Linked DNA regions of Mus musculus: region 1 is linked to region 2. The links are chromatin loops, found by intact Hi-C in ENCODE. Cell type or tissue: left cerebral cortex. All regions are shown on one strand. Each heading gives the region's core, and the rest is flanking DNA. Links, peaks and the distances in the headings are about the cores only. Region 1 has its middle 34 kb from the start of Gm34087. Region 2 has its middle 15 kb from the start of Rps18-ps4.

Region 1 (8,341 bases), core at 46-8,045, 110 kb before region 2:
CTTAGAGACACGGTCCAGGTTTCCTGTGACTCTTCCTTGGCCATCCTGTGATGGTCTTGTGTTGGGTTTACAGAAACCAGACAAGAGAAGGTGAAGGGACCTCCTAGATGTTCTTCAAGGGTGACATAGTCATAGCTGCTGCTTCCTGGGAACTTACAGTTGTGTGTGAAGTCAGTAGGGACAATGGTGCCATCAGAAAGATGGGCTCTAGATGGTCCATCCTTTCGTCACAGCTCCAAACTTTGTCTCTGTAACTCCTTCCATGAGTGTTTTGTTCCCAATTCTAAGAAGGGGCAAAGTGTCCACACTTTGGTCTTCGTTCTTCTTGAGTTTCATGCGTTTAGCAAATTGTATCCTCTTGGGTATCCTAAGTTTCTGGGCTAATATCCACTTATCAATGAGTACATATTGTGTGAGTTCCTTTGTGATTGGGTTACCTCACTCAGGATGATGTCCTCCAGGTCCATTCATTTGCCTAGGAATTTCATAAATTCATTCTTTTTAATAGCTGAGTAGTACTCCATTGTGTAAATGTACCACATTTTCTGTATCCATTCCTCTGTTGAGGGGCATCTGGGTTCTTTCCAGCTTCTGGCTATTATAAATAAGGCTGCTATGAACATAGTGGAGCATGTGTCCTTCTTACCGGTTGGAACATCTTCTGGATATATGCCCAGAAGAGGTATTGCGAGATCCTCCGGTAGTACTATGTCCAATTTTCTGAGGAACCGCCAGACTGATTTCCAGAGTGGTTGTGCAAGCTTGCAATCCCACCAACAATGGAGGAGTGTTCCTTTTTCTGCACATCCTCGCCAACATCTGCTGTCACCTGAATTTTTGAGCTTAGCCATTCTGACTGGTGTGAGGTGGAATCTCAGGGTTGTTTTGATTTGCATTTCCCTGATGATTAAGGATGTTGAACATTTTTTCAGGTGCTTCTCTGCCATTCGGTATTCCTCAGGTGAGAATTCTTTGTTCAGCTCTGAGCCCCATTTTTTAACGGGGCTATTTGATTTTCTGGAGTCCACCTTCTTGAGTTCTTTATATATATTGGATATCAGTCCCCTATCTGATTTAGGATAGGTAAAGATCTTTTCCCAATCTGTTGGTGGTCTTATTGACGGTGTCTTTTTCCTTGCAGAAGCTTTGCAATTTTATGAGGTCCCATTTATCGATTCGCGATCTTACAGCACAAGCCATTGCTGTTCTATTCAGGAAAATTTCCCCGTACCCATATCTTTGAGGCTTTTCCCTACTTTCTCTTCTATAAGTTTCAGTGTCTCTGGTTTTATATGGAGTTCCTTAATCCACTTAGATTTGACCTTAGTACAAGAAGATAGGAATGGATCAATTCACATTCTTCTACATGATAACCGCCAGTTGTGCCAGCACCATTTGTTGAAAGTGCTGTCTTTTTTCCACTGGATGGTTTTAGCTCCCTTGTCAAAGATCAAGTGACCATAGGTGTGTGGGTTCATCTCTGGGTCTTCAATTCTGTTCCATTGGTCTACTTGTCTGTCGCTATACCAGTACCATGCAGTTTTTATTACAATTGCTCTGTAGTACAGCTTTAGGTCAGGCATGGTAATTCCACCAGAGGTTCTTTTATGCTTGAGAAGAGTTTTTGCTATCCTAGGTTTTTTGTTATTCCAGATGAATCTGCCAATTGCCCTTTCTAATTCGTTGAAGAATTGAGTTGGAATTTTGATGGGGATTGCATTGAATCTGTAGATTGCTTTTGGCAAGATAGCCATTTTTACTATATTGATCCTGCCAATCCATGAGCATGGGAGATTTTTCCATCTTCTGAGATCTTCTTTAATTTCTTTCTTCAGAGACTTGAAGTTCTTATCATACAGATCTTTCACTTCCTTAGTTAGAATCATGCCAAGGTATTTTATATTATTTGTGACTATTGAGAAGGGTGTTGTTTCCCTAATTTCTTTCTCAGCATGTTTATCCTTTGTGTACAGAAAGGCCATTGACTTGTTTGAGTTAATTTTATATCCAGCTACTTCATTAAAGCTGTTTATCAGGTTTAGGAGTTCTCTGGTGGAATTTTTAGGGTCACTTATATATACTATCATATCATCTGCAAAAAGTGATATTTTGACTTCTTCCTTTCCAATTTGTATCCCCTTGATCTCCTTTTGTTGTCTAATTGCTCTGGCTAGGACTTCAAGTACAATGTTGAATAGGTAGGGAGAGAGTGGACAGCCTTGTCTAGTCCCAGATTTTAGTGGGATCGATTCCAGCTTCTCACCATTTACTTTGATGTTGGCTACTGGTTTGCTGTAGACTGCTTTTATCATGATTAGGTATGGGCCTTGAATTCCTGATCTTTCCAAGACTTTTATCATGAATGGGTGTTGGATTTTGTCAAATGCTTTCTCCGCATCTAACGAGATGATCATGTGGTTTTTGTCTTTGAGTTTGTTTATGTACTGGATTATGTTGGATCCATCCCATAATCAGCTTCCAAACGCTGACACCATTGCATACACTAGCAAGATTTTGCTGAAAGGACCCAGCTATAGCTGTCTCTTGTGAGACTATGCTGGGACCTAGCAAACACATAAGTGGATGCTCACAGTCAGCTATTGGATGGATCACAGGGCCCCTAATGGAGGAGCTAGAGAAAGTACCCAAGGAGCTAAAGGGATCTGCAACCCTATAGGTGGAACAACATTATGAACTAACCAGTACCCCGGAGCTCTTGACTCTAGCTGCATATGTATCAAAAGATGGCCTAGTCGGCCATCACTGGAAAGAGAGGCCCATTGGACTTGCAAACTTTATATGTCCCAGTACAGGGGAACGCCAGGGCCAAAAAGTGGGAGTGGGTGGGTAGGGGAGTGGGGGGGGAGGGTATGGGGGACTTTTGGGATAGCATTGGAAATGTAAATGAGGAAAATACCTAATTTTATATATATATATATATGAGCTCAGGATTCCTGATAGCATCTGAAGTAAATCTATACTAGTGTTCACATAATATGACTATATTATGTAGAAGACTTGGTAGGAAACAAGAACACTGTGTGCTTCAGCCCTAAGTTGACATCTACAAACTGTTAAAAACCAAACCAAACCAAACCAAACCATAATGCACTCACTGTCCACCTGGATATGTATTTTCTCATTACAACAGATTTATATTGGAGTGTGATGTCATTGAACGAAGACTTGGTAAGCTTCACTATGCTGCCCCATGGGTCTTCTAACTTCCTTTTGCAACTGGCATCCATTCATTGATATTGACGCCAGGAATAGACTTGGCTGCCCTTCCTCTTGTTTGCTAGCCCCTGCTTACTCCCAACTTTTGTCTACCCTGTTGCTCTTTCACAGGACTCTTGCCCTCTTAGAACTCTACTTACTGCTTTCTCTAGTCCCTTTACATATCTCCACCTACCGTCAACTCTCAAGCATTTTCCTACCCCATGCATATGTGTCTGTCTGCCCCTTTCAGCCTGTCTAGTGAGAACAAAATCTCATTAGCTAGTCTTCATCTTTGCTCTGCTGTAGCCTACGAACTGTCAATGAGTTTGAGGTTTTCGTCAGGTACTTCATCCTGTCTTAATGATCATTGGTCAACATATATGGGCCATTTCAGCATGATTCTGCCTAAGGACCTCCTCAGAAGAGTGAGAGACATGTCAAACTTTCTGAGCTTTGGTCAGACCAGTACCCTGACTCCATCCTTCATGGGCTGTGGTGGTTTGAATCTGAATGACCCTCACGAACTTATGTGTTGGCCCATAAGAAATGGCTCTATTAGAAGGTGTGACCTTGTTGGAATAGGTGTGATCTTGATGGAGGAAGCATGTCACTGTGGGGTTATGGGGCAGGCTTTGAGGTCTCCCATGCTAGAGCTTTGCCCAGTGTGGTACACAGTCTCCTTTTGCTGTCCTCAGATCAAGATGTAGAGCTCTCAATCCTCCAGCACCACATCTGCCTACGCACCTCCTTGTTTCCAGCCCTGATGATAATCAACTAAACCTCTGAAACCATATGCCAGCTCCAGTTAAATGTTTTCCATTATAAGAATTTCTGTGGACAGAAATTTCTGTCTTCTCACAGCAATAGAAATCCAAACTACGATGCAGGCTGACTTAAAATTTGATCAATGTACCTTCAGCAAGTGTTCATTTCACTGGAAATAGATGCAACCAAACTGTACACTTTCATCACAGATGGTTACACATGATAACATATTTAAACCAAGATAGTGTTCTAGGTTTGAATAAAAGAATACAGCAGAAAATGTGAACATCAGAAAAGCAGAAGGAAGGTGACTGAATCACAACTGTGGCCTACATTTCAGTTATCTACTGTTGTCTCTCAAATTATGCCTGAAGTCCACTGCAAAGGCAGGGACTCCACAGGTTCCACGGGACAGAAGTGTGGGTAGGATGCGGTGGACATGACTTGCACTTGCTCAGCAGTGTCTGGTACTTCATGTAGGTGGACATAGACCAGTTGGATATAAGACTCACCCAGGGGCTTCACTTGAATAACTGGCTCCTGGGCTGGGTTGGCACCAAGGGTCCATTAGAGACCTCTGTACCGTCTCCCCAAGTAAATTGGAATCCCTTAACCATTCCAGTGAGAAAGATGAAGGTTGTCTGGCCCCGTGTAGCCTGACCCTGCAAGTTGTGTAACATTAGTCCCACTATATTGCACTGGTCAAAGAAGGCTCAGCATCATCCCAGAGCCACAGGAAGGAGAGAGATGGGTCTTACTTCTTAGTGGGAAGGTCATTGAGCAGTGTATCTTCATCATCAGAAGGTTCCATCAAAAATAAAATTTTTTTTCCTTAAGGGCCACCTGTATTTACCATTATAGAAGGCCACCACCCTCCGTGCTGGCAATAGTTGTTGACAATAACATGTTTTTTCAGGCTTCTACCTCAGGATCTCCACGGAGAGGACAGACAGGCTCCATCCCTGACTTCACTTGTCAAAGGCAGATCTACATTTGTGTGGACTCATCAGATTTTCTGAGGCTCTGATGGGACCTAGGGAATATAGCAACATGTAAAGAAAGCAATTGCAAACCACACCAGGGCATGACTGCCAAAATTACAAACGAAACCTCCCTGGGGTAGAGCTTTTGTATCTTGTGTCTGCCCCCAATTTTTTTTATAGAATCCCCCTTGTGAAATGTGTGCTGATCTTTGGTTTGGGGGAAATTTCAGTGTTACTTATGACCCTGTATTTGCCCTCAAGTCTTTAAGATCTTTCTCCCCTTCTTTCTCTTCTGTCTGTTTCTCTCTTTGTGTTTATCTATCTTTTCCTCTACTTCACTCTCTCCCCTATTCCCCCTCTCTCCCCTCTCAGTTCTGTCTGTCTGACTCTCTCTCTCTCTCTCCCTCTCCCTCCCCCTCCCCCTCCCCCTCTCTCTGTCTCTCTCTCTCTCTTGCTAGGGATCAGTCTCAGGGCCTCATACATATTAAGCAAGTAGTACTCTATCCCAGTCACACCTTAATACTACTCGTCTCTTTTAAGTTTGAGGTATTTAGCACACAGTGATACACAAGGGAACTTGGGCACTCCAAATTCCTCAGGTCTTTCCAGAAAAAAAAAATCATCGTCTCAATCTACATGGAATTCTCAATCAGTGTGGCTTTAGGAATAAATCATATTTCTCTTACTGTGTAATTGGTGTTGTTCAAACGTGTGCAGACAAACCTTGAAGAGCATATATTAGTTGTTTAATGTCCTAGAGGTTCAGGCACAGGAGACAGAGGAAAGGGTTTGTGATTGCCTTGGGTACATGAGCTGCTCTGAGATTGCATGTCCTATCTCTCGTCACTGTCCCTTCTTACTGGATCTGGAAAGCCTGCTAGGTTAAGAGTTGGTCTGTTGTTGTCGAGGTAGGCATGGCATTTAAGACTTGGCTGTAGTTCTAATATTATGTTTCTAAAGACAATAAACGTTTTAAAAAGTGGGTAATCTCACCTGACTTCTCCTAGTTGTGGGGACAGGGGCACAGGGGAGCAGGAATGCTTCTTCTGCAAGCACGAGGACCTGAGTTTGAATCCCCAGCACCATACAGAGCTAGACATGGTGGCATATGCTTTTGATCTCAGTACTTGGGAGGCAGAGGCAAGATTATCTCTGTGAGTTCAATGCCAGGCTGGTGTACACAGTGAGTTCCAGAACAACTGAGGCTTCATAGTGAGACTTCACCTCAAAATCAAAAATCTCAAAACAACAAAAAGAATAAAAAATTGGGGCATGGTTATGTGTGCCTGTACCAGCACCAGAAGTAGAGATAGGCAAATGGTGGGTCAGTCAGCCAGGCCAAAATGGCTAACTATTAACGTAGTGAGAAGTGCTGTCTCTAGGCAATAAGGTAAACAGCTAGGGGAAGACACTCAATGTTCTCCTATGGCATCTGCAGGTTTACATATGTGTGCACACACTCACATGTATGTACCATAGATTGATCCCCCCCCTCTCTCTCTCTCTCTCTCTCTCACACACACACACACACACACACACAAATATGGGAATGAAGCATTTAGAAGTTGGGCTGCTTTACTGTTTATTGTAATAGCAGCTTCAAAGACCCAGTGGTTCATGATCTGTAGCAGAACTGAGCTATAGCAACACTTTCCTGACAAATTGACAACTTGACCTGCAGAACCAGCTCAGCACTAGCTGTGAAGATCTCTCATGAGCAGATTAAAAGACCATGTTCTTCCAGGAACATTGATGTTACATATCACCAGGATGAGAGCCCACACCCATCAGGGCTGTGGTGAGGATGACAGGTAGATGACAAACTCTGAATCTCAGGCCCTCCAGGCACAACAGACCCAGCTTTCTAAAGGAGAGCTTACGTTTATCTGTGTGGTTTCATTTCTGTCTGTGTGTCTGCCTGATGATAGACACAGAGCCCAGTTGTTTGGTGTCACGGTTCTTCATTATTGTCCTTTCTACTTTGGCCCTGCTCTCTCTTCAATCTACTTAATTCCATTCTGAGTCTCACTTGCTTCTTCTCTATCTTCTAACAGATAACTTCTCTATTTTCTGATGGCACCAACTTCATTCTTCTATAAATAACTCCAGAATTTTATTTCCTTTGAAACGCTCCAAACACTTCTGTTCTCATTCACCGAGGCAATGCATCCTCTGGATTATAGTTCTCCTTCTTACATCCATGAGCAATAACTTAGTAAGATGCCCACAGTACAAGGGAGAGATGCCTTTCCTCCTTCACCCCTGCCCCAACATCTGTCCCATCTATGATCTGCTGGAGCTCCGGAAAGGACTGGTCCTGTGGATCTAAAACGACAGGATCTCCATGACACAGGGCATCAACAGAATGTGTTAGAGGAGTTCCCATGAGGATCAAGCATCGAGAGTATGGTGGAAGTCAGAGGCCTCAAACCAGATCAATGACTCATTGCAATGGACATTTGCAAGTAAAGATGTGTGGAGGATATACTGTGTAACACACTGCGAGACACTTTAGCTTTCACAACAAGATTTTATTTTTAGTCTGTCTTGCTTGGGGGAGGAAGAGGTTGCAAGGGCAGAGGGCTGATATGATGTGGAACTGTATGCATGATATAAAATTCACAAAGAATCAAAAAAAGTTTAAAAATATCCCCATGATACCCTATTAAGAAATTCTAGGTTGCAAGTTTATTAAGGCCCACACTGACTTTATAGTGAATTTTTCTTTATTCAAGATCATCTTAGATACAACAGGAGTACAGCCCTTGAGGCTGATTAACTTATTTTCATTTTGTGAGTAAAATATAAATGACATCACATCTTTCAAGTCCGCGCTTTTGCTTGGAATGAGATAGCTTTCATCTCTAGTAAATGACTTAGACATCACAGGAATTAGAATGTGAAAATTATTGTGTTTATAAGTATTTTGGCATATCAGAAGTCTCAGTCATTTTTATCATTGTTTACACATAGGTCCCCCTGGCCCCCTGGACTCCAATCCCCCCCATACCCATTTCCTCTTCTATGAAGCCTGAAGCTGCTAGGCTCCTTGATCTTCAGGTTCTGCAATGTTTGCTCATTTCTTTAGCCTGACCTCCCCTCTCTTTTTCATCTGATCTGCTTATGATCTTCCCCTCCCCCACACCTAAGCCATCAGACTGTGTTAACCCTTTAACCCTTTTTCTTAGGCTCATTCTTAGCAAGTCCCCAAATGTGTTGCATAATATAAGACTGATTATTATTGTAATTTAACCTGCTGCGGGGACTGTGACCACTGTTGTTCACCACGGAGTCCCCAGTGCCCACAGAGCTTAATGGTTTAATGTAGATGACTGAGCTAATATTTAAGTGAACATGCGTGTAGATAGCAATCT
Region 2 (8,341 bases), core at 167-8,166:
CATCCAGAGCTTTAATTTGTAGAACGTAAGCTGTCTTTAACCTGACCTCTCGCTCTGCACACTTCCCTCTCTACAACTTTCTGTGGAAGGGCTTGCTGGCTTCGTAGCCCAGCTACACAGGATGTCAGTAGATTGGCATCTGTGCGGTTTGTACGGCTTTCCTCTTACCCCTCCCCTCCAGTTGACAACATACCCTGACTTCAGATCACCTTTAGCCTTTACTCACCTGTTCTGATTTCTGTATGAGAAACAGAGAGCTAGTCTAAAATGCCATGATAACCATTGTCTAACATCTAGGATCCAGCCCGGTGTCTGTGCAGCCCAAGCTTGTGCTCCAGCACTGTGGGACTATCCTCGGCTGCAGCCACCACTGTGCAGTTCTGGTGTTGAAAAATAGTGGATGCTTTTTTCACACCACACCCCAAATCCTTGACCCAGTGGTTCTCAACCTGTGGGTCATGACCCCTTAAGGGATATATATATATGTGTGTCTATATATATATGTGTGTGTGTGTGTGTGTATATATATATATATATATGTATATATATATGTGTGTATATATATATATATGTATATATATATATATATGTATATATATATATATATATATGTCTAATTTACATCAAGATGGCTGACAGTAGCAACATTACAGTTACTAAGTAGCAATTTAATATTTTCTGGTTGTGGTGACCACGGTATAAGGAACGGTATTGAAGAGTGACATCGTTAGGAAGGTTGAGAAGCACTGTGCTTGGCGCCTGCTTTGTGGCTAACCTTGCTCTCCATGCTTCACCTACCGAGACCCCTCAGACTAGGCTGACAGCCTCCCAGTGGCACCAAGGTTATTCTCCATGTCCATGTTTTTTTTTGTTCCAGCTATAATTTTATTCTGACATTTCCCATGAAATAATAATGTTAACAATTCCAGGATGGTAACTTAGTTTATTCTCGATCAAGTCAATAATTAATCTAATTATACTTAACATGGACTAACCTAATGCTTCTGAAATAGTTTTAGGTTGAAATTTTTTTTCCTTTACTTAGTCATAAAAATAATTTTTACTCAACAGCCTTTTCCAATAAAGAACAACATATTTTCTGTGTCTTAGGCTTGCCTTTTGCCCTGTGAGAAAAAAAAATGAATAATACGTTTATAAAATTACCAACTCTATCTGAGAGTTTGGAGTTGATATAACCCTTTACTTGCCTGCCATCTCAGTAGTATTTCACCGATCTCTGTCACACAGCCTATGTGCATATGAGAGTCCCGCTGCAGGAAGTTAGGATAATTAGCCTGTGAACTTAAGAGATCTGGCTGCAGTATATGGTGGGATTCAGGCGGGCTGAGTCCGCACTGAGTTTCCAGTGTCCCTTGCCCATGTGCTGGACTAATTTATACTCAAGGGTAAAAATTAAGGTTACCTCTTGGCAGCCCGCCAGACTGCTGCACAGGTTCAAGCTGGGGCTGTAGGTTGCAAAGATGCAATCCTGTGTTCTCCCTGTTCATGCTGTGTGGTAGGAAACTTGCTTCTAGGCTTTGTACTTTTGTCTCAACTGCCCGTACCACGTGACTTTTATTGGAAGGTTCATTCATGGACTTAAGTGTAAATAACTCTTGAATTGAAGGCTCAAATTCATAGATTTTTTTTCTTCTCCCGAGTTACAGGCTTGTTTCAAGATTCCTGAGAACCTCACGTCTCTGCAAAGCTTATCTTCAACAAGTCCCTAGAGATTTCCATTCACTATGACCTTGGGGTCCGCCAGTGTCATAACAACACACTGAATCGCAAATAGTCACCCCCAGAGAAGGGAGGGAGAACTGTCCTCTCTTAGGCTTCGTTTGGCTTTTCTTATGTCTAAAATCTCCTGTGACTTTCTTTCTTCCCATTGGTCTCTTAGCTATAAAAAGACCCTGAAAGACTCCTTTGTTAGAAAGGCCTATGGATGCACAAAGAGCCTCATTTTAGAAAGGCTACAGAGACCTGAGTTCCTGAGGAGGCTGAGTCACATACATCAGAACTCTTGCACTCTGCCCACCATGATGTCATGCCAGGAGCAGCGTTTCAGCTGCCCCGTGCTATCTTATTTGAGTCGTTGGCTGGCAGCCCCACCGGCCAAACCCTTTGGCCTTCCTTGTAGAAACCCGTCTGTAACTCTGGACAGCTGTTGTCTCCTGAGCTCCCGGGGTGATCTGGCAATGAAAATATCTTCCTCGAGATAGGCCATCTCAGCACACCACAAACTACTCATGACAAAGTAGTAAATTTTCCATTTGGGATGGAACAAATTATTTAAAATGATAAAGCAGCAAGCTTGTCTCCATTAAGAAATAAGGTATCCATCTGAAACTTTCACTTTAAGAGTTATGAATGTAGCTCAATTGCTAGAATGCTTGCTTAGTGTGCACAGAGCCTTGGATTTGACACGCCCCCTCCAGTACCTTATGAAAAGGGTACCATGGCTCATGGATGTAATCTCAGCACTCAGGAGGAAGACACAAGAGGATCAAATGTTCAAAATCATTCTCAGTTACATAGCTAGTTACATGCCAAGGCGAGCTACATGAGACTCTGCCCTAAAAAGGGAAGAAAAGGAAAATTCCTATTAAATGTGTTCAACTCGGTTGAAAAGAAAAGAATATCCAAGTTTCCTTGTGACTACCATCCACGAAATGTTCTTGTGAAGTGCATTCTATCTTCAGAAATAGAAAAAAATGTGTAGCTTTAAGTCAGTATGGGTGATGTCAATAAGCAGGAACATACATGAGCAGTGTAATGAAAAGGAGAGATGTGACAAACGACTGTGACTGGCTCGTTCTCCACTGCAGAAGACACTGAGACATAGCTGACTGAGTTAAATGTCAGACCTCAGAAGCTGTATCTCATCTAGAGGGCCTAGCCAATAATACTTGTTGAGCAAATATGGAACCAAGAAGCAGATGAGAGCCATCAACTCTAAGAGCAAATCATAACGTCTAAGCTCCTCAGAGGCATGCTTCCTTCTGCACATCCTGGGTCCAGGCCCCTAGAACTGTCACTGAGAAGGGACACTGAGGACGTCCCCATGGCTGAACTTTGCAGTGGGTAGCAAGAGGCATTTCCAAGACCTTCTCTGAGAGGCAATCGTGGTAATGCTTGAGAGCACGAAGGGTCAGGGAGGCACATGGAGCCGATGGTTCCTTCACACATGCTGACTGTAATGATGAGCCGGGTCTGTGTCAGTTGTAGTTAGAGAAGACGGGGTTCGTGGCCAAACATTGGATCTCAATCATGTTTAAAAGGTGAAAAATGTGTTCCAAGAGGAAGGTGGGGATAACAGATGGAAATGGAAGGTGAATATAATCATAATATAGTGTATATTTGAATAGAACTGTCAAAAATTTAGTGAATTTTGACAGAATCCAGGTACCACCATTTTTTAAAGCACCATGTTAGTTCTCACAAAATACAATCACATGTCATATAGAAATACACGCCATAAGTCCTAACCCTAGTTTGTGTGAAATGACTAGAGAGGATGTAACTAGAGGCTTTCTTGTTGCACGTTAATTCAGTGAATCTCAACCTTCCTAATGCTTCAACCCCTTAATACAGTTCCACATATTATGGTGACCTCAACCATTAAATTAATTCGTTGCTTCTTAATAGCTGTAATTTTGCTACTTTTAGGAACCGCAATGCAAATATCTGTGTTTTCCGATGGTCTTAAGTGACGCCTGTGAAGGGGTCATGCAGTCTCCAAAGGCTGAGAACCCCAGCATTCATTAATTGGTTGCATGTTACACATTATTGTACAGACTTAGCTATGTTATTTATATCATGGTTATAAATTGGTAAGCTCTGTTATGAAATGGCATATTTCTGCTTGCAGTTTTGCTGCAACTGTTTTCTCAGATAACGATGGATTTTCATGATTATTTGGGTACATGTTTCAACCTCCTTTCTGCTTATGACAGATAAACAGTTTACTTAAGTAAGGGGTTTTGTTTTGTTTTGGAATGTCTCTATCATATAAGAATTTGGTCCATGCCATTATTTGATCTCATGATCTGGTTCTACCTAGGGCAGTATCTTAAACAACACAAAACTTGAGGCAATCGAACCAACTGCTATTTTGTATTTACAAAAGACTCCCAGAAATAATATTTTAAAACCCAGTGAATTATACAGCTCCCAACACAAAGAGACTTAGTTGTCATAATTAATTGTTATAATTAATTCTGCAGTACAATTTTGTTTGCAAGGGTCATCTCTTTTAGCAGTTGTATGAACAGCTAACGTACTTACAGGAGATGGGGGCATCTTGTGATCCTCCTGAGAGGGCCCATGACAAACAAGCTAGAAGAATCAAGGGACTGACAACGGAATGAAGAATTTGTACTTGGGAACTTCACAGGTCATGAGGTCTATACTTTTTATGTATAGAACACAAAGCAGACAGGAAGAAGGCCAAGGTTTTCTGGGAGTGTTGTCTTCTACAATTTTCTTCAATATGAACCACACCCTCAAAGCCTAGAGGGCCAGGGAGATGACATGAATGATGGCCATCCCTGAGGAGGTGACTGTGCAAACTAGAGAGAACAGGTTCCCTGAAGAGGTAGCCTGCACTCAGCTCCTGCTAGGGCCAACATGCAAGAGTTGGGTCTTGGAATCAGCTAGATTTTCCACTTGTTCAGAAAAGGTAGGAATCATAAATCGTCAAAGTGCTACACCTGAGTTTTAAACCCTAGAAGATAATCAAAAACCACTGTGCTCTTTAAGCCAAGAAACCCCACGGGTGGAGTCGATTCAGCCCACAGGCCTCCAACTGGCAGCTTCCACCTTCACAGGCCCTTGCAATTCTCTTGACACCCACACTTACCACTCTTTATGTTCCATTGTTACAATAAATCCATATATAGTGAAAAAATGATTTGTCTTGTTACCATGGTAGCTTCCTTCTTCTTAATAATGAGCAAAATGCTCTGTATTTAGACAATGCTAGGAGCTGAGAATAGCTCCGTGGTTAAGAATGACTACTGCTCTTGTCAAGGGCCCTGATTAGGTCCTCACATCCATGTTGTGTAGCTCGTGATGGCATGTAACTGCAACTCCAGGGGATCCAAAAACCTTTCTCTGGACTCTGTAGGCACATCTCTCTCTCTCTCTTTCTCTCTGTATCTCTTTCTGTCTCTCTCTGTCTCTCTCTGTTTCTGTCTGTCTCTCTGTTTCTCTGTGTCTCTCTCTTTGTCTCTCTGTATCTCTTTCTGTCTGTCTCTGTCTGTCTCTGTCTCTGTCTCTGTCTCTGTCTCTCTCTCTCTCTCTCTCTCTCTCTCACACACACACACACACACACACTATAAGAATAAAACAGTAGCTAGGGTAGGGCTTTGTGAGTTAAACGATATAACCAGTAATTGCATTTTTTTAAGGAAGTAAGCTATTCTGCTTTAATTCTATCCAGCATAGATCAGTTTTAGAAACATTTCTGGATCAATATAATCAGACAATTTAGCTGGATGGTAGTGGTGGCACATGCTTTTATTCCCAGCACTGGGAGTCAGAGGCAGGAGTATCTCCGAGTTTGAAAATGGCCTGGTCTACAGAGTGGGTTCCAGGACATCCGGGGCTACTCAGATACACAGAGAAACCCTGTCTGGAAATATGAGAGAGAGAGAGAGAGAGAGAGAGAGAGAGAGAGAGAGAGAGAGACAGAGAGAGACAGAGAGAGACAGAGAGAGACAGAGAGAGACAGAGAGAGACAGAGAGAGACAGAGAGAGAGGAGAGAGAGAGAGAATGAGACAACTTATCTTTAAACATCTTCCCTTTAATTTAAATCCAGTGCACATCTAAAGAAAATACAGTATGTCGTTTCTGGTTCATTTACATTAAATCATTAAGATTTTGTTTTATGGACTCCTTTTGATGTCTGAAATGCATTTGGAATGTATTCAAAAGCATTTTAATCTTCTTCCTCTGTAGTCATATTTTGACCAACATAAACAAGTTCAAACACCAGAGGACTCTATTTCTAGGCTACAGCCCAAAACTTGCAGCCCATGAATTCTACACAGGACATAAATGAATTAATTCTTCTCTCCCTAATTACTACTATCTCCCATTGATTCTATCCCAGAGAGATGATGAAATCAACTCATCAGGCCCAGAATTCCCGTCTTTATAATCATAAGTCACAGAATCTGTCCATTTTAAGTAAGAATGCTGAACTGAGGCTGGATCCTTGGATTGTTAAAATAGCACGGATTCGGTCTTAGAGCTCCTGCAAGCTCCTGCAAGCTGTTGCTGAGAGCGCACACTTAATGAAGGCGGAGAAGATGATGTGCCAGATGGGAAAGGAATATATATTTATGAGATGCTTCTTCATGAAGGGAAGATACATGCCACTTTCTGTTCACATTCAAACAGACAAAATAGGTCTTCGGTGAGAGATAGGGCTCTCCCCACATTACCGAGCTGTCACTTAAAATACAGTTTTGATTAATATCACTTGTACGTTGAATACTGACTTGGTTTCTTCCCTTCCAGCAGGAAATGCAGATCCACTGGGGATACAGGCAAAGAACACATGTAAACCCTTGGGAATGGGCCCTGATGAAATGACCCAACTCATGATTATTCCTCACTACTTCCTGACATCTATTCCTCAAATCCCCAAACTAACAGTTCTCTGAATTTATGGTTCATGAAAATGTTCAAGGGGTTTTCAGATCCCCTCTCCTGGCTCCCCAGAAAGTGCGGAAGGGAGGGATTTCAAAGATGTGCACCAGCGGGTCAGCCAAGGTTCACTCCTTGAGATCTTGCAGATATTTATTAGGAGTTCATGGGGGTGGGGGGCGCTCATTTCTCTAGACATGGATGGATTTTCCAAAACAAAAAAACTGCAGGTACTTTTAAGTCTGTGGCTAGACTGAGCTAAGCTCCTCTCTGGTGATAGGATTATTCAAATGTAGAGTGTCTAGTTTACACAGCAGACAGGGAGTACAATAGGATAGGAAGTGGGGAGTGGGCCAGCAAGGTTTATAAGGAAAGGACTCTCCCAGGCTGGGGAGGCAACAGTTATATGACTCCATCATCTCCATGAGGCAGGCTCTGATGACTTACATGAAGCTATGGGAGAGTGGCTCTCTGAAGCTCATCTGGACACGCAGTGGGGGGAGGAGGCAGGTCATCCTCTTGTAAAAGGATGTGCACATTGATACCTTAGACTCTTTTTGGGGGGTGGGGTGGGGAGTTGACTTTAATGGGGTTGACTATGTTTATAAAGACTCAGCCAGAGCCTTGGCGAATGCCTTCTGCAATGATGTAGACAAATCACTCTGATAGGGACTTGGCTTTCCAGGGCATCCTCGTGGTTTGTTCTTCTATTTGTCTTCTCATACACTGCACAAACTCACCTTATACTATAGTGGTGGAGGTAGGGAAATGCATAGTTTTTTGTTTGTTTGTTTGTTTGTTTTTGATTTGCAGACTCACTTGGATGTGGCAATCAAAGATATGTGCTTCTTGGAGAATTTAAATTTTTTACAAGAAACTAAATGTGATGTGTATCCCCTAGATTTCCTCACTATGATCCTTATAGAAGCAAGCTTTAGGTTAACAGTGGACCATATAAGTGACAGTGGTCTCGGTGATGGTGTTGGAAACCGATTACCACACAGTGATGCTGCAGTCATCTGGGATCATTGAACAGTGAGTTGCTCACATGTTTGTAGAAATGCTGATGTAGATGAGTTTATTGAGCTGCCAGTCATGGAAAATATAACATCAGCGATTTTGTTCAGTGCCTAACACTGGATAATAGGAAGTGGCTGCCACTGGCGTAAGTATTTACTACTGTGTACTTGTGTTGCCATTTTGAAGTATACACTTCTGTTTATGAGTAAGTCAACCATAAAATAGTATGCTCAGGCTGGTGAGATAGCTCAGAGGGTAAAGGGCTTGCTCTGTAAGCCAAGCAGCCTGAATTTGGACCCTGGAACCCACATAAAAATGGCAGGAGAAACTTGACTCCACAGGTTTCTATCACAGGCTACCATGGCACATGTGCCTAAACATTGTGCATATATACACAATAATAAAAATGTTGAAATTGTGCCTCATAATGACCACAACAGCTTCACTAGTCTCTTATGTTCTCTTGCTTTTCCCTTGTACCACGGAGACATTCTAAGTGATGGGCTCATAGCATCTAAGCTTCATGGAATCACTTCATGATATTCCCATAAACACAAACTAACCTAAGGATATATTGACCAACTTCCTGTTACCTATTCATTCATAACTATACCCTGTTTTTTATTCCTATCTGATAGCACACCTACTGTTGAGCACGAATCTCAC

The links. Hi-C counts contacts between places; a loop is a spot of excess contacts. Peaks named below come from ENCODE experiments on the same cell type or tissue, not always from the same donor. Only the 100,000 strongest peaks of a DNase experiment are listed, where the experiment ranks them.
Region 1: it touches region 2 in a loop (2.7-fold over the local background); 1 of 42 quality-filtered maps calls a loop at or near these places.

Annotation. Positions count from the first base shown.
Region 1 is chr13:97,652,858-97,661,198 of GRCm38, forward strand. No RefSeq gene overlaps it. Among named protein-coding and RNA genes, the nearest start is that of Gm34087, 34 kb to the left of the region's middle. In left cerebral cortex, for the core only: no CTCF peak of the experiment used is centred there; DNase peaks (open chromatin) are centred at 4,005 and 4,320; H3K27ac peaks cover 1,624 bases.
Region 2 is chr13:97,762,195-97,770,535 of GRCm38, forward strand. No RefSeq gene overlaps it. Among named protein-coding and RNA genes, the nearest start is that of Rps18-ps4, 15 kb to the left of the region's middle. In left cerebral cortex, for the core only: no CTCF peak of the experiment used is centred there; DNase peaks (open chromatin) are centred at 4,792 and 6,290; H3K27ac peaks cover 1,953 bases.